2 separate regions of the Mus musculus genome follow, and region 2 is linked to region 1. A link is a loop called in an ENCODE intact Hi-C map of the cell type or tissue named here. Cell type or tissue: left cerebral cortex. All regions are shown on one strand. Each heading gives the region's core, and the rest is flanking DNA. Links, peaks and the distances in the headings are about the cores only. Region 1 overlaps Slc24a3 (solute carrier family 24 (sodium/potassium/calcium exchanger), member 3). Region 2 holds the start of Slc24a3 (solute carrier family 24 (sodium/potassium/calcium exchanger), member 3).

Region 1 (2,901 bases), core at 117-2,616:
GTAAATAGACAGACTCAGACTCTGCTACACTAAAGCAAAGACAGAAAGATGTTTCAGAAAGAGCCAACAAGTGAAGACTCAGCAAGGGGAGGACCGTGGCGGCGTTCTTGGTCATGAGATAGCAGCCTGAGGTTGGTCAGAAGGTTTTGCTTGCACAAGGATATCAGATGTCAAGAGTAGGACACCCAGGAAGCCATGAAAGCAGTAATGGGGCCTCCTGGGCTGTGGGGGAGAGAGACTGCCCACTCTAAGTACTGTAAACACTGAGCTAGGCTCTTCCTCAGCTAAGCTGCTTGCCAAAGGCTGGGAAGGAAACTAGGGAGTGCACAGCCCGGCTCTGGCCATTTGTGGGCTTAGAAACCACTGAGTAACCCACAACATTCCACCTTCTCCATATAGGTTCCACAGCCAGGCATTCAACCTTGGATCAAACCGATCCAACTCTTTCTATTGTGGTTGTTTTGGGTTTGGGGGTGGAGGGTTGTTTGTTTAGTTGGTTGGTTGGTTGGTTTGGTTTGGTTTTTCAAAACAGGGTCTCTGTGTGCAGCCCTGGCTGTCCTGGAATTCACTGTATAGATCAAGCTGGCCTTGAATTCACAGATCTGCCTGTCTCTGAATGAGTGCTGGGATTAAAAGCATGCACCACTATGCTTAGGAGATCCAACTTTTTTTTTTTTTAATTTGGATCAGTATGGAGCAGATACAGAGAGTCTTCCTTATTGGTATGCCCTGGACAATACAGGTTTTTACATGGCATTTACATTGTGTTAGGGATTGTTAGCAATCTAGAGATGATTGACAGAACATGGGAAAATGTATCTGTTATATGCAAACACTGCAGTATTTTATATGAAATTTGAACACTGCTTGGGTTTGAGTATGACTAACCCCACTGATCTCAAAGGCTGACTGCATTCATAGACAGTTGGATGAAGCCAGTGGGGACTTGGTGCAGAGAAAAGGAATCAAGTGATAGATTCCGCCCTGGTACCCATGCAGGGCTGTGTGGAGGGATGGACCAAAGGGGCCTGAAGGAAAGGGCTCATTTAGGAACAAGCAGAGAATACCTGAGCCACTGGATCTAAATGAGAATGACAGGACCTGTTGTTCCTGGGGAGCCCAGGGTGTCCAGCTGTGGTGAATTATTCTCCGCTCTGGATGAAGCTTAGGAAAATTCTCCCTGGCCCTCATCATAGCCGCTAGCAGTGCAGAAGCAAGAGGACCTCGTGACTAGTGATTCTAAGAGGCCAGTGCAGTATTGCCAGGCTGGAGTGTATTAGGCATAAAGGAGGGTGGAAAGGAAGGAGATGTGGAAGCAAGAGTGAAACTGGACATATGGCCAAGCCTCATAAGCAACCATTACTACCAGTCCATAGATCTTGGAAGGGAAGCACAGCAACTCAAGGCGATTCCGGGAGCTCATTTTTGGCTTGCTGTCTTCCCGCCATCCCCATCTATTGAGATTCCAGTGCTGGGGCTTCCGCACCAGCCAAGGTTTTTAGTGCTGAGGTACCATCTCAGGGTCTCCTCAGTACCCCATGAGAACCTCAACGGTGAGCATGCCTCTATCTGTAGCACCTCCAAGGCCACACTGCCTCTGTGTGGCCAAGCATGGAAGTGCAGCCACTGGTGCTGCTGAGAAAGAAAGAAAGAAGGCTGGCAGTGGAAACTGGAAGTCTCTGCCCTGATGCCCGAAGGGAACTGGCTGCTTCCCAACCGCTGGCAGCTTACTTTCTGGGCCACGGTGGAATTCCGGAAAGCTAAACACACCAACCAGCCTCTCGTGTACATTCATCTTGTGTTCTTGAAAACCACCTTCCCGTTTAACCAACAGGGTGACTTGAGATTTGGGGGAAATGGGCTGCATTATTTTCTAGTCTGTCTCAAGTCTTCTCTCATGACGTGCTACCCAGAGTTTGAAGGTCGAGGGTTTGGAGTGTGCTTCAGGACAGTGACTACTCCCTGGATCTACTAACCTCTCGCAAATTGGCGGCTATGAGATTGAAGTTATTCAAAAGCACTATAACAGCCATGGTGTTTGCACACAACTCTAGATCACACACATCTCTTCTAAAATCAGTGTCTGCAGACACCAAGGGAGCTGACCACAGCTGCCATTAGAAAGAAAATGGCTGTCCGCCGCTGTCCAGGATGTTTTTGACTCGCTACTCCACCCTCCTGGTTATCAACTAGACATCCTCTTGATAGATTTGGGTTACAGACTCCTAAATCTTCTGTAAGGACATTGGCTAATGAGAGTCATGTAGTCCCTGCTGATCTTGCAAGTGAGGATGCTGAGCAGAGAGCAGGAGCAGCCAGGCTCTGAGTGGAGGGATAGTGAGAGGGACTGAACCCAGCCCCTGGGTCCTTCTGAAGTCCCCGTGCTTAGGACCTCAGGAGCCACAGGCATGTGTTTCCCAAGGAAAGATCCCATCTCACCTGTCTTGTCTTTGCTCCCATGCAGCGCCTCCACCTCAGTGAAGATGTGGCAGGAGCCACATTCATGGCAGCAGGCAGCTCGGCCCCAGAGCTGTTCACGTCGGTCATAGGTAGGTGATGCTAAGAGAATGTCTCAGCCCTTACCTATATAAGAAAAAGGGGTTCTAGGGAAGAAGGTCCTCAAATTTGAGTTGTCTCCCACTTATAAAAAATTAACTTCATAGATCCCAAGCAGAACCTTCCACTCTGCTGTGGCCATTCACTGGTTTAACTGTGTGCGAACTTTTCCTAGACCCAGGGACGTTGCTACTAAGGAAAAGTCTAACCTCTGGGTTCAAAAACTCCCTCCAAAACTTGCCTATTTCCTCTGGATCCTCAGTATAGTCTAGAACTAGGAGATGTCCTTCGAATGTCCTTGGGATGCAGCTGGACCACTACAGCCAGATTGGTGTTGGTTTGTGT
Region 2 (2,901 bases), core at 149-2,648, 350 kb before region 1:
CAACCCCCAGATCACACATTTCCTTCTGTCTATGATAGTTTCTACCCCACGATGAGTTAGTGTTCATTCCCCGACTCAGCATTTTCCAGATCCCCATCTCCCACCCACCTCCCTGCCTTCCACTAGAGACACTATATGAGTGTCTTTCCTAACAAGTCGAGATTACTCTGAATTCCTCAAGGGTCACCACTATCAAGAAGGCTTGATAGTGGTGACAGAATTGGAGAATTCTCCATGATGCTCCAATCTGGATGAACTTGAAGAGTTTGCGTTCCTCCTTTGTTACCTGGTGACCTAAGCAAAGACTCACCTAGCCATTGCAGGGAAGGTGCTCTGGATATGGGGCAGCCAACATAGGAGTGGGAGGGAATAAACACATGGAAAGCAAATTCTGCTCTTCAGCAGAAAACAAACCACCTGTGATCACTTTCCATGTCTCCAGATGTTGTCAGGGGACATCTGACACTATATGGGATGGAAGGTCACTCACAGTTGATCCTGTGGGTCCCTTGTGACCTGGGCAGGGAGAAGTCTCTATGGAGTTTCCCCACTTCCTCCCAACTCCCGAGGGCTAGATTGCTCAGGCCCAAGAGCCATCCAAACATATATCTGATTTCTAGGACCATCCTTTTGGAATAAGACTTAAGTTTAACCACCACTTGGAAACACATCTCTTCTTCCCTTCCTCTGGGGTCGTGTGTCTTCCATCCTGCAGGCAGGTACCTGGGATGAGGCTAGGGAAGTCCAAGCCCCTGGGAGTGAACCCCTGGGATCACTAGGTGCCCTTTTCAATGGTACTGCAGATAGGGGTGGGGATGTCAGCCTCTACATCTTTAATAGGCAGGGGCAGAAGAACTCGAATTAGGGAGTTGGGGCCTAGGGCTCTAATCTTGGGGGAGGGGTGGACTGATTGTCCTTGTAGAAGGCCAAGAGTCTCCCTCCTAGGGAACTTACTAGGGCCCCCTCAGGTTCAGCCACACACTGGACTTGCTTCAGCTCCTCAGAGAGCGAAATGTGAACCCTAGCCAGAGGGGGAAGCCAGGACAACCCTAATAAGCCAAACCCCCCCAGGAGGCCAGTTTCAGGACTTGAGCCTGGCTCACCGGGATCCCCACCAGGGGGCAGAGGGGAACCCCTGAGGCCAGCGGCAGGAGGCAGGACCAGTGGCTAGGAATTGGCCACCTAGCACACTCTAGACGCTCTAGCTTAAGGCAACGGATGGAAGAGGGCCAAGGAAATCCTTCTTTTCTCTGAAAGTTTCAGGCCAGTCCTCCTTGGTGGAGATCTGTCTATCCACATCCCGCCTAGCGGGCCTCCCCCACCGCACCGCCTCTTTCTCTGGGCACCAAAGGGTTGAAGGGCTGTGCACCGGGCTCCCTCCACAGCCCAGTCTCCTCCCTGCGCCCCCTCCCCGCGGTGCTGGCCAGCGACTCATAGCATCCCGGGCGCTGTCCCCCTCCCGTGCGCAGCCCCCCTGCCGCCGACCCACCGTGGGGTACGGGAAGCTGCGCTCACTCTAGCTGTTGGCGCGCTCCGGCCGCCGCTCGGCTCCGAGTCCCCCACCCACCCACCCCCGCGTGGACACTGGAGTGCGACCCCGAGCTGCACTCCCGCAGCCTGAGGTCAGGGCCTGCTTCGGGTGGCCAGCGGCCGGCCCTCCTCTCGCCGGTCCTTCCCCGCTCCTCCTCCACCGCCCCCGCCGCCCCCGCCTCCCGGCCGCCCCCGCCGCCGCCGCCCCAGGCCGAACGCGGGCGCGGAGCGTGGGAGCCATGGCGCGCGAGCAGGAGAGGGACCCCGAGCGCAGGGAGGCGGCGGTGCGGGCGAGCGGCGAGGAGGAGGAGGCGGCGGGGGAGGAGGGACTGAGCGATAGCGACGAGGGCGACGGCGTGGAGACCGGCAGCGGCCGGGAGGAGGGAAAGCAGGAGGCGGCGGCCGGGTGGGAACGCAGCGAGGACGCGCGGCTGCTGCGCGCAGGGCTGCCTCCTGCCGCCGTCCCCGCCGCGGCCGCCCGCGACCCGAGCGGACGCCGCCCGCCAGGGACGCCGCCCGGCTGTCCGAGGATGCCGCCGCCGGGCGACCAGGACTGCGCGCGCCGCCGCAGCCGCCGCCGGCGGAGGGACCTTCTGCTGAGCCAGCTTTGCTTCCTGGCCTCGGTGGCGCTGCTGCTCTGGTCGCTGTCGAGCCTGCGAGAGCAGAAGGGTGAGTGCTCGCCGCCTGCCCCGAGTGGGCGCTGCGGCTCCAGCAGTTCGGGCTCTCGGGGCTCGGTGCCCGGCGAGCTGCGCTGGGTCCAGCCACACCGAACAGGCACGGGGACACTCCGGTCTCTTGCGGGGCTAGGGAGGAAGGGGTCTGGGCTCTAGGACTGCAGCGGTGGAGGAGTGACCCCTTGGGCACCAAGAAGACCTTTTCCTCTTGCCTTCTGCCCCTTTCCCACAGCCTGGCTGGTAGTGGCGGCGGTGACAGGGAGGGACCCTTTCACTACCAAGGCTAGTAATAAAGTTGTTCTGACAGCAATCAGTACCTGTGCAGGTAACCAACCACCTGTACTCCTGGCTTACTGAGGGAATGCAGGGTAGGCTGACCAGCTCACAGCCGGTTCTCCACGTGTTCTCCACACAGAACAGGTGGGGTGGGCAGTGGAGAATGCTCCTTGCCATCTTTGCGATCCAAGAACAGGTGCTGGGAACTTACTTCCGTTAGGAGAAAGTGATAGCTACCAGTCAGGGTTTAGGAATGGGCATGCTCCCTTAAAGGGTTGCTCAGCAGGAACACATGGATTCATTTCTCAAGGCTGGCTTGCTTCCTTTCACCGACTTGATGCTGGGGGCGGACCACTCTATGCTGCCCACTTTTTCCTTGGTGCTTTGGCTGGTGGTGCATACACACGTGTACACACTTGTA

The links. Peaks named below come from ENCODE experiments on the same cell type or tissue, not always from the same donor. Only the 100,000 strongest peaks of a DNase experiment are listed, where the experiment ranks them.
Region 2: it touches region 1 in a loop (8-fold over the local background); 33 of 42 quality-filtered maps call a loop at or near these places.

The regions. Positions count from the first base shown.
Region 1 is chr2:145,515,938-145,518,838 of GRCm38, forward strand. Slc24a3 (solute carrier family 24 (sodium/potassium/calcium exchanger), member 3) reads left to right here. Exons shown (of 17, transcript NM_001356497.1): 5 at 2,465-2,549. Among named protein-coding and RNA genes, the nearest start is that of Gm14092, 38 kb to the right of the region's middle. In left cerebral cortex, for the core only: a CTCF peak has its summit at 1,606; a DNase peak (open chromatin) is centred at 1,622.
Region 2 is chr2:145,165,999-145,168,899 of GRCm38, forward strand. Slc24a3 (solute carrier family 24 (sodium/potassium/calcium exchanger), member 3) reads left to right here and starts at 1,777. Exons shown (of 17, transcript NM_001356497.1): 1 at 1,777-2,199. The coding sequence starts at 2,061. In left cerebral cortex, for the core only: CTCF peaks have their summits at 1,128 (motif pointing right) and 2,210; DNase peaks (open chromatin) are centred at 1,231, 1,910 and 2,198; H3K4me3 peaks cover 1,576 bases; H3K27ac peaks cover 1,295 bases.